Linked DNA regions of Mus musculus: all the other regions are linked to region 1. Evidence: chromatin loops called from intact Hi-C (ENCODE). Cell type or tissue: heart. All regions are shown on one strand. Links, peaks and the distances in the headings refer to the core of each region. The heading gives the core; the rest is flanking DNA.

Evidence for each region. Peaks named below come from ENCODE experiments on the same cell type or tissue, not always from the same donor. Only the 100,000 strongest peaks of a DNase experiment are listed, where the experiment ranks them.
Region 2: a loop joins it to region 1, with 2.0 times the contacts of the local background. A loop is called at or near these places in 4 of 42 quality-filtered maps.
Region 3: a loop joins it to region 1, with 2.5 times the contacts of the local background. A loop is called at or near these places in 4 of 42 quality-filtered maps.

Annotation. Positions count from the first base shown.
Region 1 is chr3:122,506,623-122,513,086 of GRCm38, forward strand. It overlaps Bcar3 (breast cancer anti-estrogen resistance 3), which reads left to right. Exons shown (of 12, transcript NM_013867.3): 5 at 1,504-1,949; 6 at 4,597-4,700; 7 at 5,729-6,381. Among named protein-coding and RNA genes, the nearest start is that of Gm34349, 30 kb to the left of the region's middle. In heart, for the core only: a CTCF peak has its summit at 2,655 (motif pointing right); DNase peaks (open chromatin) are centred at 2,659, 3,479, 4,029 and 4,409; H3K27ac peaks cover 1,650 bases.
Region 2 is chr3:122,771,888-122,776,887 of GRCm38, forward strand. Pde5a (phosphodiesterase 5A, cGMP-specific) reads left to right here. Exons shown (of 21, transcript NM_153422.2): 4 at 2,666-2,737; 5 at 4,369-4,458. Among named protein-coding and RNA genes, the nearest start is that of 4930447N08Rik, 28 kb to the right of the region's middle. In heart, for the core only: no CTCF peak of the experiment used is centred there; no DNase peak of the experiment used is centred there.
Region 3 is chr3:122,781,768-122,786,767 of GRCm38, forward strand. All of the region lies in intron 7 of Pde5a (phosphodiesterase 5A, cGMP-specific), which reads left to right. Among named protein-coding and RNA genes, the nearest start is that of 4930447N08Rik, 18 kb to the right of the region's middle. In heart, for the core only: a CTCF peak has its summit at 2,741 (motif pointing left); no DNase peak of the experiment used is centred there.

The DNA of each region.
Region 1 (6,464 bases), core at 593-5,592:
AGAAGTATAGCGTCACTTGGATGTTAGAATATCCTAGGGGAAAAATGTCATCACTTCTGTCCTTGTTAGCGCGCCAGGAGGGTGAGCTCTCAGGAGGACATCATTCTGGACGCTAACTGGAACCCGATGGCAAGGGAAGCCGGGTGCCAACACTGTCCCTTTGAAGGTTTCAGCCACTCTATAAGCAACAGCATTATCTACATCTTATGGATGATGTAACTGAACCACAAGGCACTTATGTAATTTGTCTAGTCACACAGCTGGGGCAGAATACAAACCTAGGTGGTCAGGCTCCAGCATGATGTACTGGATGGCTGGCAACATCAGCACCATAGTGGCTACCTGTGGGGCTGTCCACTGCATTACAGGCATTGTACTCCTCGTGCTTTGCCTATTTCTCATATGCAAATGGATTATCTTTACAATAACTTTGTGGGGTGAGGAAACCTCAAATGTCTTTGTATTTTTTTTTTCCTAGCCTCCTAGCTTGTCCAGAATCCACCATGCCATCCCTGGGTTCATCCTGCTCTGTAAACGGAAATCTGAGGAGGATGATTAGGGGACCCAGACCCAGATAGCCTCTTCCTCTTCCCTTTGGAAAAAAAAAATCAGACCCAATGAGCATACAACTTCATTTCGTCCGCTGTTTTACATTCTCTAAGTCTGTGTAAATGTCCTCTTCTTGGGACATCTTCCTGGCCACCCTCATTTGAACAATAACCCTTCCAAATAGCCCATCTCCCTTCCAAAGTTTTTCTTTCCTTAGCTTCACAATATTCAGACTCACCATACTTGCAGCCGTCTGTCCCGAGAGTGCTATACCAAATACACACACGCACGCGCGCACACACACACACACACACACACACACACACCACAAAGCCCCCGAGGAAGCACACTTAGTCATTGCTGTGTCTCCTGAGTCTGCAGTAGTGCTGGGCATGTAGAAGATGGTCCATAAATAGTTTGGGTGTTTTGTTTTGCATTTGAGAGGGGGATGACCTCAAATGAATTATGTATTCCAGGCTGACTTCAGACTTACAGTCCTCCTGTCTTAGTTTCCTGAGCACATTGATCACCCGTGTGCAGAGCCATACCCAGCTAGGATACAGTCCTTGAGTGTGTCATTTAACAAACAAACTAAAGACGTGACTAAAAAAAGGGAGTGATAGGAGATGGCCCGGTTGGTAAAATAGTCATCTTGCAAGGACAAGGATATGGGTTCGATCCCCAGAACCCTCATTAAAAACAAAACAAAAACAAAAATCAGGAGAGCCAGGTGTGGTAATACATGGAGTGGAGAGGCAGAGAGAGGCAGATACCTGGGTTGTGGGAGACCGATTGTGCCTAAGGAAAGACTCCTCTGGTCTCTGCACGCATGCGCACACATTCGCACACATTCGCGCACATGCGCACACAGCAGACATAGCAGCACTGCCTTCTGGAAGTTCTTGAGTGAATATGTTTGCCTTTCCTGCTCCTCATTCACCATTTTGACTACAGGTGTCTGAAAACCTTGTGCAGCGGGATGGGGACTTCCTGGTTCGCGACTCCCTGTCGAGCCCCGGAAACTTTGTCCTGACCTGTCAGTGGAAGAACCTCGCTCAGCACTTTAAGATCAACCGGACTGTCCTGCGGCTCAGCGAGGCCTACAGCCGTGTGCAGTACCAATTCGAGATGGAGAGCTTTGACTCCATCCCGGGGCTGGTCCGCTGCTACGTGGGCAACCGGCGGCCCATCTCCCAACAGAGTGGTGCCATCATCTTCCAGCCCATCAATAGGACAGTGCCCCTCTGGTGTCTGGAGGAGCGTTATGGCACCTCCCCGGGCCGAGGCCGGGAGGGCAGCCTGGCTGAGGGAAGGCCAGACGTGGTGAAGAGGCTGAGCCTCACCACAGGCAGCAGCATCCAGGCTCGGGAACACAGCCTGCCCCGAGGAAACCTCCTCAGGTAGGTCTGTGGAGTGCTGGGGCCTCGCTTAGGCGAAGGGGAGGAGAGGGTTTTAGAACACTCACCGTCAGTGGATAGTGGTCACGAGTGTGCATGATTAACCCCCACTTAAAGAGCATCAAAATCAAGTGGTGGAGCTAGATGCGGGATGCGTGTGAGTAATTTCAGTGCTTTGAGGCTAAAATGGGGCGAGTGCCCCAAGTTCAAAGCCATCCTTGACTACAAAATGAGATTCCCCATTTCTAAAACTAAAACAACAACAAAAACAACAACAGGGTCTGAGCAGGGGATATGTGGGGGACACTGCAAAGAAGAGGGGGTTCCAGGGACTTAATGTGAGACGTTCAAGGGCCAGAGGAGCCTGGAGGGTTGATTGGCCAGGCTAAAGTAGAGGGTCTGTGTAAGGGAGGGATGGGGTTAGGAGGAACCCGACCGCACCCCACCAACGCTGATGGTGGAGGCTTTCTGCCCGGCTACAAAAGTTTGGCACAGTGAACAGCAGATCCTGAAGCAGAACTGGGTAGCATTAGGCACAGAGTGGGGAGAGACGGAAGCAGGGGAGCCAGCATAGGCTTCAGCAAGGGCCCAGGCTGGAAGGGGGAGGTGGGGTCGATTTCTGAGGTCTTCAGGGTTAGAGGAAAAAGCCCACCTAGGCAGTATACTAAGGGGAGGGCAGGGACTGTGGACATGCTGTGTGTCAGCATCCAGCAGGGGTCAGTGCTGAGGCTAGGGACTGGCCCTGCGGAAAAGGATTGGCTTGGAGGGAAACAGATGGGGTTTGAAGGACTGGAAGCGTAGAGGGAGGAAACTGGACTCCTGTGCCTCCTGGGCTGAAGTGTTCAGAGAATAGACAGGCAAGGCTGAGAAGGGAGCTCAGTATTTGCATAGGACTTAGCTTCCAGAGACGAGACACCTTTTCAGGGCCAATTGCTGGGGAGGAAAGCTGAGATGTAGCCTGGACCCCTCTATTGCCCTGGCTCCCCCGGCTCCTGGTGTCTCATATAAGTAAGCGTGTCCATTCGCCTCTCTGCTTTCCTGTCTGGGCCAAGAGAAAATATAAACTATAATTTCTTTACTGCAAACGCCTTATGAAATACAGGACTATGTAAGTAACATAAACTGTAGCTGTTGCCTGGTATGTATTAGTCAGCAACTGACTCAGAACCTGTGGCTCCATGCTGGTTCCCATGTGGTTAGCTGTGCAACCCTAGGCAGACACCTTCAACCTCTCTGGGGCTCCCTTCCTTGGTCTGGAAGCATAGACGCTGTTGAGTGAGGGTGCAGGAAGTGGACCGTGTTTACTCTCACAGCAAGCGCTGGTATTCCTGGGAGCTGTTTTTCTCTGCAGGGGAGGCAAAAGTCAGACTTAGGGGCAGGCAGGGAGGCGAGGAAGGGTCTGGGAGATGCTCTTCTGATTGGCCTTTGGAATGTAGAGGCTCTGGGATAGTTTCCCACAGGAAGCGACCAACACACTTCAGGTGGGGGAAGGGCGACCTCACCATGACCAGTGTGGCCTTAATGGGCTAGTCACCCTACCCTGCTGCCCTTCAGTGACTTTCCCACGTCAGCTTTGGCCCACTGCCACCTGCTGCCTGCCTGGCAGCCTGGGGCCCTGGGCAAAGGTGTGTATTTTCAGGCACTCTGCTTCCCACCTATCTAGCCACACTGGACTCCCGGAACAATCTGATGGGTTGATTGTTGATCATGGTGGACACGCCTCTAACGTCCACCAACGTTTCTCCAAAGTCATTTCCTTTAGTAATTTGCTACTTATCTTTGAGTGGTTGCTGGAAGGTTTTGATTGTTTGTTTCCAAACATAGGGAAGATCTTCCGGTTTGTGTGACACTGGGCTATGCTTCCGGAGGACCTGTTTATCACAGCCTGGCTGGTAGAGCGTATCTCTTCCTCTGTCAACAGAATACAGTCTACCGCCGCCTGTAGTTAGACCGATCCCCAGTTAATCAGACCGGACAGAGGGAGTGTGGGAGAAAGTGCCTCCAAGTCACCCTCTACCTTTCCCTGGCTGGTTGTGCGCTGTGCCTCCCAGTTGACTGTACCGGCCACTTTTGCTTCTAACTCAGCAGTTAGAGATCACCTGTGGGTGTTCCCCAAGCCCAGCCAGGAAGATAGGGATGACCGCCACCTCTGACCTGTGCAGCTAATCTGTACATAGAGATAGAAAGTGACCCCCAGCTTCCTCCCAGCTGACATTGAACCATTGTGGAAAAGTCGTGTTAGTTAAATAAGCCATTCCCCCAGGGACTGAGAATCATTTAAAGCTGTTTTTTTTTTTTTTTTTTTTTTTTTAAAGAAGTATACACATTCCAGTTCATCAGATGCCTTCCCACTACTCCCCAGAGGATGGTGACCCATTCAGCACGGTCTTTTCAACAGGATGGAAGGAAGGGCTGAGGAAACAGCCCAGGACTCAGCTGCTCTGGCCCTGGGGACTCTGGCACACCCAGTCAGTTCAGTTGCCCCTCCTCTTCGGCCTTTCCTTTACTGTTAGGGTATGCGCTGCTGCGTTCAAGTTCATTCCCATTCCGGGGAGTTTTCTTTTCTTAACTTTCCCTGAGTGAGTGACGTAGCCTGAAGGAGGGTTTTACTACTTAATAACACGTTTCTGCCTGGTCTCTCTGGCTTCAGGAATAAAGAGAAGAGTGGCAGCCAGCCCGCCTGCCTGGATCACGTGCAGGACAGGAAGGCCTTAACCCTCAAAGCTCACCAGTCGGAGAGTCACCTGCCAATAGGTAGGTGTCGGGGAGTGTCAGGCAAGAAGGTGGTAGTGTGGCCCTGGGGGTCCTCGAACTTTTTCTGCCCCAAACAAGCCACGGGGTGTGAAGATTCCATATCTTGGAGGGGAGGTTGGCAGAACTGTTTGGTTATGGCACGCTAAGCTTAATGCTTTATGCATCCAAACATTTAAGTCTCATAACCAGCCTTCAAAGTGGGCACAGTTACCCTCATTTTGCAGCCGTGGAAACTGAGTAAGTATTGAGTAAGAGGGTCACCTAGCTTTTGTACCCAGGATTTTACATTGCAAACCCTGTTGATATGTGGTGGTCATCATGATAGCAGAACTCACTCCTTAGCTGCCCCCTGCCCCATCAGTGGCTCAGATAGTCTGGGGGCTGCTAATGGAGTGGCTGTCCACAGACACCTTGCTGTTTCTCTGTGTTCTGTTCATAGCCAGAAGAGTGGTGGGGCGTGGAACTTGGGAACTCCATAAGCATTTAGTGCCAGTGGGAGGATCTTTCATTTCTTTTAATAAGTAACCTTCCACAGGGCCACAAAGTGACTTTTCCCAGTGCTCCTTTGTAAAATGTTTGTTTGGCTTATCTCCGTGTGTCTGTCTATCTTCCTTGCATCTCTTGCTCTCTCTTTAGTGCTGCCTGAGATCCACCCTGACTTGGTGACTCAGAGCCTTTCATGCTATGTGGCTGAAGGTTTCCGTTTCTTCTGACGGGATTGTGCTGTTCACTGCCCAAGACCTGTTTCCCTGTTCTGACTGTCCCAACCTGCTATGACCATAAATTGGTGTTAGGGCCCAGCCCCTGGGATTTAGAGTCACCTCTAGAGTGAGGTGGAGCCAGGGACGCCTTCACAGTGTTCTAGACTGCCACAAACCAGAACTGATGTGAGAAAGTCACGGTGTTTTCTTTTGTGGCAAAGAGGAGAACCCAAGGGCATAGGGTGAGAGCTGGGAGCGGTCACTCCCATTTTGTTTTCTGTCCTCCAGACAACTGAGCTTTCTCTGACCTTCTTTTCTCCTCCACAGGCTGCAAGCTGCCCCCCCAGTCTCCGAGTATGGACACAAGCCCTTGCCCCAGCTCTCCCGTGTTCAGGACTGGCAGCGAGCCCACTCTGAGTCCAGCACTGGTACGAAGGTTCTCTTCAGATGCTAGGACAGGGGAGGCGCTTCGGGGATCAGACAGCCAGCTGTGCCCCAAGCCACCCCCGAAGCCCTGCAAGGTGCCCTTCCTCAAGACTCCCCCCTCTCCATCTCCCTGGCTCACCTCAGAGGCCAACTACTGTGAACTGAACCCTGCTTTTGCTGTGGGCTGTGACAGGGGAGCCAAGCTTCCCATGCAAGCCCACGACAGCCACGAGATGCTGCTGACAGCCAAACAGAATGGGCCATCGGGTCCCCGGAACTCTGGCATCAACTACATGATCCTTGATGGGGATGACCAGGCGAGACATTGGGATCCACTGGCAGTGCAGACGGATGAAGGTCAGGAGGACAAGACCAAGTTTGTGCCACCTCTCATGGAGACCGTGTCGTCATTCAGACCCAATGACTTTGAGTCCAAGCTTCTTCCTCCAGAGAACAAACCCCTGGAAACGGCCATGCTGAAGCACGCGAAAGAACTGTTCACCAACCACGATGCCAGGGTCATTGCGCAGCACATGCTGAGCGTGGACTGCAAGGTTAGTGTTCTGTGGCTGTCCCATTCCATTACTCTTAAGGAGGTCTACCTGGCCACACCGCACCTTGCTGGGTCGATGCTTCG
Region 2 (5,000 bases), core at 1-5,000, 260 kb after region 1:
AACTAGTCCAGGATCAAAGTACAAGAATGGTACAAGAAGCAAGGTTTAAACTATACAAAGGAGTTCAAAAGGGAGATGGCATTAGAGCGGGGACCAATTGATGTCTGAAGCCAAGTGGGAAATCCAAGGTAAGGAAATTGAGCTTCCAAATGAGCGCTCAGTGTCTGAGCTTCCATGTGGTCAGAGTGAAGTGTGTGAGTGGCATCTGTAGGCCGTAGGAGAGTCCACGCCGCAGGTGGGGGCCAGTGGGCTTAAAGTGAACTCTGTGAAAAGGCTCAACCGTTAAATTCTACCTATGAGCTGAGTTCATCTCCATCAGCAGCCCTGGCAAGCAATGATGGAGCTTGCCCTCTGCTTAAGCCAGTGCCCCACACAGGTAGCAGGTTCAAATCCTCACCCCAGTAGCATGCAAATAAAAGTTAAAAGGAAAAGTACAGAGGCTTATGCCAGCAAGCATAGCATATGATGAGAGGTGGAGGCAGGAGGATTGCTACAGGGCCAAAGTCATCCCAGCATACAGAGTGAGAGAGACCCTGTCTTAATCAAGAAACCATAGAGAGATGGGGGAGGGAAGTAAGGAAATAAGAGGGAAAGGGAGAGAGAAAATTTGGAGCACAGATTTTAATGAAGGAGAGCCCCAGGGACCCTCATGTGTCTGCTGACGAAATCTTGTTCCAAGTGTTCTGATACTAAAATGGAAGACACCAGGAACACCGTGGGACCAGTGTATTTTGAGTCTGCTTTTCTACTGGGTATTGATGTTCCCTGACCCACCTTCTCTTGTATGTCTCCCTAGTTATCCCAGTCATTGCCTGGACACTGACTGTATAGCCCACTGACCAAGTTAAAGTTTTGATTGCTGGTAGTCCAGGAACTCAGAGTCCCAAATGGCCTGTCTTTTCATTGGCTCCATTTACAGGGGACTTCAACAACCTCATGAAGTCACAATATGGCTTTTATAACTCCAAATTTTTCAGAGTTGAACAGCTGATTTTGTTTCTCTTAAGACTTGAATGTTGACCTACCTCACTGTCAATTTATGGTGGCATACTGATAGACTCTAACTTGATTTGAGGGTCAGTTTTTAAGTAACAGTTTTTGAGTGAACACGTCGAGCGAACTTTCTGAGAAGTGCCCCCCTAATGTGCCCCCAAATATGGGCAACTGCATCATAAAACTCCCCACAAGGCATACTACTTCTGCTTGGGTCATTCTCTGCCCACTGAACTCTGAACTCCTTCTATCAGTTATTCTTTGATTTTTTTTTTTCAAGTAGGCAGTTTAGCCCTTGTTGAATAATGAATGAATGAACAAACATTTAAAATCAGGTTAGACTTACATTGCTACATATGAGGCCCGGTCGGGTTGTTCTCATCAGTTCTGTTTCCAGTGAAAATACCTAGCTATAAACCAGACATGCTTGACCTGAGCCAAAACCTTTCCCAGTCTTTGTCATTGAGACTAGAGAATCTAGAGTATACAAGAGGCCTGTGAAAGTCGGGGTGAGCCAAACCCAGGGCAACAAAGGCAGTTAGGATAAATGAGTAATTCTCTTTTATAAATATAAAAAAGTATATTGTTCTTTTATGATACAATACAGAAGGAGAGAAAATACAAGAAGCAAACCACAAAAAACAAATCAATGTTGGGGGGACCTTTCCCTTTTCCGATCTGTGCTCCGAAGGGGAAACTTTGCATTATTTTCTTGTAGGTAGAGAATTAGAATGAACTGAACGAAGAAACACAAGCCTCCCACACAGAATTCAGACTGTGTTTCCTAAAGTGGGAGCTCTTGGGGGAAGTGGTTTAATCTTGATAAGACTAAATTGGGAAAAGAGCGAAGCAGTTGAATTCATATTAAGAGGGAGCTGCAGTAAGTTGTAAGTTGTTACAGACTTGAAGTAATTCCCCAACCTGAAGTTAGAACTGAACAAGTGTAACAGCCCCTGACACCGAACCACGAGAGGCTTCTTCAAGCCTCTCCAAACCTTTTGTGGAACTCAAGGCTTACGGGCCAAGTTTAGCTTGGCCAACTTAAGTACAGTTTATCTTTCAAATTCCTTCTGACCTATGTGAGAGTAGGCTTCGCCTGTTAATTCCTGTTTTGGTTTTTTTTTTAATAACTTCTTTTCCCAAAAATAATTCTGTTGAAGGTCAAATAATTTTCAAGGCCAGCGTTTCAAAAGAGCACGAGCTACGTTCCTACATGAGAAATTCCTGCACATGCATGATTCGCCCGCATTCCTCTGTAGCTGGCCACTGGCTCCTGCTTCATTTTTAGTGAATGAGCCTTTTTGAAATAGTTGCAGTCAATGTAAAATGTTTGTTTGATTATATATTTTATTGGAAATGTAAAAGATTGTTCTGCTTTGTGTGTGTGTGTGTGTGTGTATTAGAAAACTATGCAGAATATTTACTTAAAACACAATTACCTGCTAGCTTAATCTGATTATAAGATGAAGATCTGAAGTCCAGTGAGGTTTGGGCTCTAGGAAATTAGGAATATTACTACCCTTCTTAAGAATAAAAGGCTGGACGCAGGAGTTTTGTTTTAGCTTTGCAGCTTTGTGCTTTTAAACAGCCCATGTCTGCTGTAAACACGTTCACTTTGAGGATCTGAGGATAATGGAAAAAAAAAAGTGTCACTTTTCTCTTCTTATCCTAGGTTGTTGGTGTAGCTCAGGCCATCAACAAGAAATCAGGAAATGGTGGGACCTTCACTGAAAAAGATGAAAAGGTAACAAAACCAGAGGCTGGCATGATGCCAGCTGAGAGAGACTCGTTCTCTCTATGGCACATGACCTCTGGAGTAAGGCCTTGCTGAAATGGTTGCTTGAAAAAAAATTACGGTGAGAGGTGTGAGTGTGTGTGTGTGCTCGTGTGCATGCATCAGTAACAATTAAGGAAATGGGGGCATGGAAGAAGTTGGCGAGGCAAGAGGGTGGAAGGGAAAGGAGATAACTACAGTACTCATTTGTGAAATTCTCAACAAAATATTTTTTGAAGAGGAAAAAAAATGATGTGAATTTGAGAACACTGTCTTCAGCTAACTATGGTGTTGTTTGACCTGAGGGTTCTTGAGTGTCATCAGGAACCCCGTGTTCTCCCCTCACAGAACCACCCGGCAGCCTTCCCCTGAGCTGGGTGCACAGGAAGGGTCCCTCTGTGTTCTAGTGTTCTCATTGTACTTTCCATACATGTCGGACAAACATTCATCCTGGAATGGGAACACTGACTTCTCTAAGCCCTGTACCCTGCACTTTTCCTGCTGGTAAAGCAAATCTAGTTTTATACGCTTCACACAGGAGTGCCCAGGTGTAAATTCAGGATGGAGTATAGGAATTCATCTTCCAAGAGAACAGCAACCAGCGTTATCTTACTGTTCCCCTCCAAGTCTTAAGAAAAACATTCCACCTTCCACACTGGCAAGATTCCCCTCCTGCTCATCCTTAGGTCTGCCTCTGCCTTCATTCTCCAGAGACCATCGAGTTTTATCTATTGAATATGTATTGTACATCTGTCATAGCACACAGCATTTCCATTGCTCCAAGCCGTTGCTGGTGTGTTGTTCCTCTGAAAACTAGTTGGTATTTAATTCAAACAAGGCGATTACTTGTGTTTTTGTTATATAGCAGTATTGACACCTATGCTAGCCCCTATGTATGTTGTAATCCAAACCATAGGAAGTGCCTTTGAAAGTCAGAGTAGCATACTTCTATGTTATTAATTACACCTGGATACTTGATATCAAAGCATAATTATTAGATAAACTTTATGTCCACTATTCTTATAGTCCACTGGAATAACCCTACTCTTAATAGATATTTAGAACTGTATCACATCTTGACAAAATATATCCATAGGTGTGGATAAATCATACCATTTAAAGATTGCTTTAATCACTAACTTAACCATGAGCACATCACCCTACTTCAGTGTAGTAAGGATTCAGATTCAATTTAAAAAGATGTATTTAAACTAATACTGGTAACCTTGCATAACACTTGTTACTGCCAATGCTCTCTTAAATATGTACGTTTTCATTTGCTGCAATAATAAATTATGAGCGGTTTACTTGATCCCTCAGAGGTTTGCATCTTAGTGTCATATCCAATCTACTCCAAGTCTTATAGAGGGGAAACTGTGATTTCATACACAGTCATCATTTCCAGGCCTCTTCTCTTCTTCAGTCATCTGTTAACTTACACCTGTTGGCTAACACTCAGCCTATCCTGCTTTTGTGCATAGCGAGCATCTACATTTTAGCATTTCACATTTGCTTCAACTATAGTACTTTCATGTTTCAGGCAGTGTTTCTAGATAGTTTTACTGGCAGTTCCAACCTGGCTGTTATCCTCTCTGTTCTAGGACTTTGCGGCCTACCTGGCATTCTGTGGTATTGTTCTTCACAATGCTCAGCTCTATGAAACGTCATTGCTGGAGAACAAAAGAAATCAGGTAGGTGTCACTTCTAAAGAAATCAGGAAAGTGTCACTTCTAAAGAGATCAAGGTAGCCCATGTTAAAAAAACAAAAAAACAAACAAAAAAAACAACAAAAAAGACCTTGGTCTCGTAAATATTTTTGCCACTTTTTTCTGGTGGTCATTTCCTTTTATGGTTTCCATGCTCAAAGGCGCCATCGCAGTTAGACAGTGTTCTTTGCCACCAGAGACATACATGAAATAATGTCATTAAATAATGTTCTTAGCTGCTGCTCTTCAACTGTAGGCACCCTTCCGTTCCATAGCTTCCCAAGGGAGCATCTTAGCATCCTTGGGGTCTTCCTGACATCCTTCCCCAATCCTATTTCTTAGACCTGCTATCTGAAACTTTTTTTTCTTATTAATTGCTGAAGTTGCTAATATACATATTGGTCTACAGCCATGATGAACTGTTCTTAAGTTTTGTTTATGTTAGTTCTAATTTTTAATTATGCTATGAATATATCTGTATTGCTCTTGCTGTATAACTTTTAATTTCCTCCAATATTAATTAATTC
Region 3 (5,000 bases), core at 1-5,000, 270 kb after region 1:
TGGTGTTAATCGACAGAGAATTATTTCTTATAGCAGAACTCTGGTTAGCACAGGCTTGTTCTGTTCTTATGAACTCGTTCAGCTAAGAACCACAAATACTGCTCTTCTGTTACATTTTTTTCTGTTTACATATCTGGAAATATCGTAGATTTCCTGGCAAGCTTTCTGTAAGACTATTCCAAGTTGGAATCGGCCATGAGAATTTACCTAGGAACAGGAGGAGGTCTACCATCCTAATCTTAGACATCTATGTACCCGCTCTTTTCCACCGTTTTTAAATATGTACTCATTTTTCTATTAATAGTATTTATTTTGAAAAGTATGTGCTGTGTTTGTAGATGGAGGATAAGACGCAGTTATCCCAGTCTGGCAAGTGCTTTCTGGAGATTGTGAAGTGGATTTAGGGCACACTACTAAATGTTCTTACTAATATTTTTTTTTTTAACCATACCAAAAAACATTATTGTTCTCTCAAATGCTAGGATATTCTTTTTTCCTTTTTAAAAAATTAGATAGTTTCTTTATTTACATTTCAAATGTTATCCCCTTTCCTAGTTTCCCTTTCTCCCAGAAACCCCCTATCACATCCTCCTTCCTCCTGCTTCTATGAGGGTGTTCATCCACCAACCCACCCACTCCCACCTCCCCTCCCTTGATTCCCCTACACTGGGGCACTATTGAGCCTTCATAGGACCAAGGACCTTTCCTCCCATTGATGCCTGACAAGGCCATCCTCTGCTACATATGTAGCTGGAGCCATGTGTACTCCTTTGTTGATGACTCAGTCCCTGGGATCTTTAAGGAGGTCTGGTTGGTTGATATTGTTGTTCTTCCCATGGTGTTGCAAACCCCTTCAACTCCTTCAGTCCCTTCTCTAAGTCCTCTATTTAGGGACCCCGAGCTCAGTCCAATGATTGGCTGCTAACATCACCTCTGTATTTGTAAGGCTCTGGCAGGGCCATTTCAGGCTCCTTTCAGCATGCTCTTTTTGGCATCCACAATAGTGTCTGGGTTTGGTAACTGTATATGGTATGAATTCCCACGTGGGACAGTCTCTGGGTGGCCTTTCCTTTAGTCTCTGCTCTACACTTTATCTCCATATTTTCTCCTTTGAGTATTTTGTTCTCCTAAGAAGGACCGAAACACCCACACTTTGGTCTTCCTTCTTATTGAGCTTCATGTAGTCTGTGAATTATATCCTGGTTATTTGGAGCTTTTGGGCTAGTATCCACTTATCAGTGAGTACATACCATGTGTTTTCTTTTGTGATTGGGTTACCTCACTCAGGATGAGATTTTCTGTTTGCCTAAGAATTTCATGAATTCATCGTTTTTAATAGCTGAGTAGTACTCCATTGTGTAAATGTACCACATTTTCAGTATCCATTCCTCTGTTGAAGAATATCTGGGTTCTTTCCAGCTCCTGACTACTATAAATAAGGCTGCTATGAGCATAGTGGGGCATGTGTCCTTATTACATGTTGGAGCATCTTCTGGGTATATGCCTAGGAGTGATATAGCTGGGTCCTCAGGTAATACTATGTCCAATTTTCTGAGGAACCGCCAAACTGATTTCCAGAGGGATTGTACCAGCTTGCATTTCCACCAGCAATGGAGGAGTGTTCCTCTTTCTCCACATTCTTGCCAGCATCTGCTGTCACCTGAGTTTTTGATTTTAGCCATTCTGACTGGTGTGAGGTAGAATCTCAGGTTGTTTTGATTTGCATTTCCCTGACGACTAAAGATGCTGAACATTTATTTAGGTGCTTTTCAGCCATTTAGTATTCCTCAGTTGAAAATTCTTTGTTTAGCTCTGTAGCCCTGTTTTTAATAGGGTTATTTGGTTCTCTGGAGTTTAACTTCTTGAGTTCTTTGTATACATTGGATATTAGCCCTCTATCGGATGTAAGACTGGTAAAGATCTTTTCCCAATCTCTTGGTTGCCTTTTTGTCTTATTGACAGTGTCCTTTGCCTTTGCAATTTTATGAGGTACCATTTGTTGATCCTTGATCTTACAGCACAAGCCATTGCTGTTCTGTTTGGGAATTTTTCCCCTGTGCCCATATGTTTGAGGCTTTTCCCCACTTTCTCCTCTTTAAGTTTCAGTGTCTCTGGTTTTATGTGGAGGTCCTTGATCCACTTGGACTTGAGCTTGGTACAAGGAGATCAGAATGGGTCAATTTGCATTCTTCTATATGCTGACTGCCAGTTGAACCATCACCATTTGTTAAAAATGCTGTCTTTTTTTCCCCAATGGGTGGTTTTAGCTCCTTTGTCAAAGATCAAGTGACAATATGTGTATGGGTTCATTTCTGGGTCCTCAATTCTATTCCATTGACCTACCTGCCATTCTAAAGAACAGAAATCCACCAAGATGAGGTACCAGAAGTTGTTAAGCATTTATCATACTTTTCAGCTCTTAAAAGCTATATATATATATATGATGATTCTATGATGCTGTAACAACTTTGTTGCTTTTGTTACTATATAAATATGAGTAACTATGCATCCACTATTATGTATAATTGCCTTTACTCCACAGGACAAAGTGAGTTGGTATGATGCTTGTCAAAAGTATGAAACAAGTTATGTAGGCAAACCTTTTGTACTCATGCTGCAGCGTGTATCTGTTTAATTATTTTCATATTGACATTTTGATTTGCACTACAAATTCAACCAATATCTTCTAATATTTAGTGACAGCTGGACAAACCTAGTGAAATAGTGACCTCTGCTGGTAAATATACATTTTAAAACAGCAAAAGCAAAGATTTATAAATGTTTGGTTTCTTTTTGATAAATTCTGTCTGTAGGCCAAATGAAAGATACTTTACCATTTATAATTGTCTACCATTCCAAGTAACTTATAAAATATTTTTATAAGGGACAAATATGCTAGTGTGGTTATTTTAAAAGAGACAAATTCTAACTGATTTTTAAACTAATATTATGGCAATAGAAACTATGCATTGTCAATGGCTTTTCTTACCCTACCATTTCAAAGTTAGCCTTTACTCTAATAATGCAGTAAAAGACCATTTATTCATGAGATAAAATTATTGAAAATGGTTTATTAATAATATTAGCTATCTGGCTTAACTTTATGACAACTGAATGATCAAAGGTGTTTAACAGCTTTAACATTTTGAGAAAGTGTTGTTGATATTGACACTTAATGTTTATTGTATTGTTATATAGTATAAAGTATAATACATATTACATCTATATCTTATACTTCTCTAATTGATTACAAATGGTACAATGATTTAGTACTCTCTATTTCTCAGTACTAAACATTTTGCGAGTTCAGAACTCATCTATGAGATGAAGTGCTGTACAATTTATGTTAACAATTAAATAAATCATTTCTATTTTTAAGCTCTTCTCTATTGATTGAAAGTCATGGGTTCTGAGCCTAGGGATTCAACCTGCTTGATAAACTACTTGCCACGCATGCACATAGCCCTGGGTTTGATCGATAACACTGCATAAGCCAGGTATGCTTGCACACACATGTAATCCTGGCACTGCAGAGATGGAGATGGTGAGGAGGTAGGGTCACATGGTCATGTGTAGCTCCACAGTACGTGCAAAGGCAACATGGACTAGAGACCCTGTCTACAATATTAAAGGATAAAAATTCAGGGCTGTTTTCAGATTATTTTCTTTTATATGCTTAAATAACATTGAGTACAGTTTTCACATGTTAGATATCAAAATGTGAACAACTATTCCTGTGAACCTTGTATATCTTTATTAGAATTGTTATGTAAGCAAGATGAAGTTAGTAGTGACTTTAGAGTTGGCTTGTCACCCCAGATTCCAGAAGTGGGGTACACTTCCAGGTGATGGGAGGTTTTTTTTTCTGTGCTGTGATACAGAGCTCATGTTGGAATTGTGTTAACCCTTTATTTTCAGGAGACATTTTAGTCCTGCTATTCCATCCTTGTGATATTTATTTTTCTTAAATAAGTGTGCCTTTTAATTATGAAATGATAAACACATAGATTTTCTCCTTCATATTAGTCTTGGACTATATATACTAGCTAGAACTTGTTATTGATTATTAAATTAAAAAATACAAATGTAGTTCAACTTAAGAAAAACTACTTCCTATGCTCTCTTTTTTTTTTAAATTTTATTTTTTTACTTATTCACTTTATATCTTGCTCACTTCTCTGCTCCCCTCCTGGTCACCCCTCCCACAATCCTTCCCCCATTCCCTTCTCCCCTTCTCCTCTGAGCAGGTGGGGACCCCTGGGGATACCCCACCCCACCCTGGCACTTCAAGTCTCTGTGAGGCTAGGTGCTTCCTCTCCTACTGAGGCCAGACAAGGCAGCCCAACTAGGAGAACATATCCCACATTCAGGCAACAGCTTTTTGGACAGCCCTTGCTCCAGTTGTTCAGGACCCATATGAAGGCCAACCTGCACATCTGCTGCATGTGCAGGGAGGCCTAGGTCTAGCCTGTGGATGTTCTTTGGTCGGTGGTTCAGACTCTGAGAGCCCCAAGGGTCCAGATTAGTTGACTCTGTTGGTCTTCCTGTGGAGTTCCTATTCCCTACTACATTTAAAGTGAGAAAAATTCCATTGCAAAGATAACAGGCACCAAGCAGAGGAATGTAGAACTCAGACTGTATTTAACTACAGGTAATGCTGTATACTAGCTAGTGTGTGATTTCTTTGATCTCTGAAGCTTCAATTTCTTCTTCTGTAATGATAGAATTTCATTAAGGCTCAAAAGGACCTAATACCTGTACATTTTCAAAACCCTTCCCTGTAGCTTGTAGCTGCTGTCCCAGGCGTGTCTTGGGTTCACATCAGCCTACAAAGGTTCCTGTGAACTTCTGCAACTCAGAAAGCCTTACCTTCCCCCCAAATTCCCTGCCCTTGCTTTCTCAGAAATTTTCTCTTATGCAGCTCTGTTGATATCTACTCTACAAATACTGAAATGTATGACTTAGCCCAGCGCTTCCAGAAGGAGATGCTGAGACCTGTT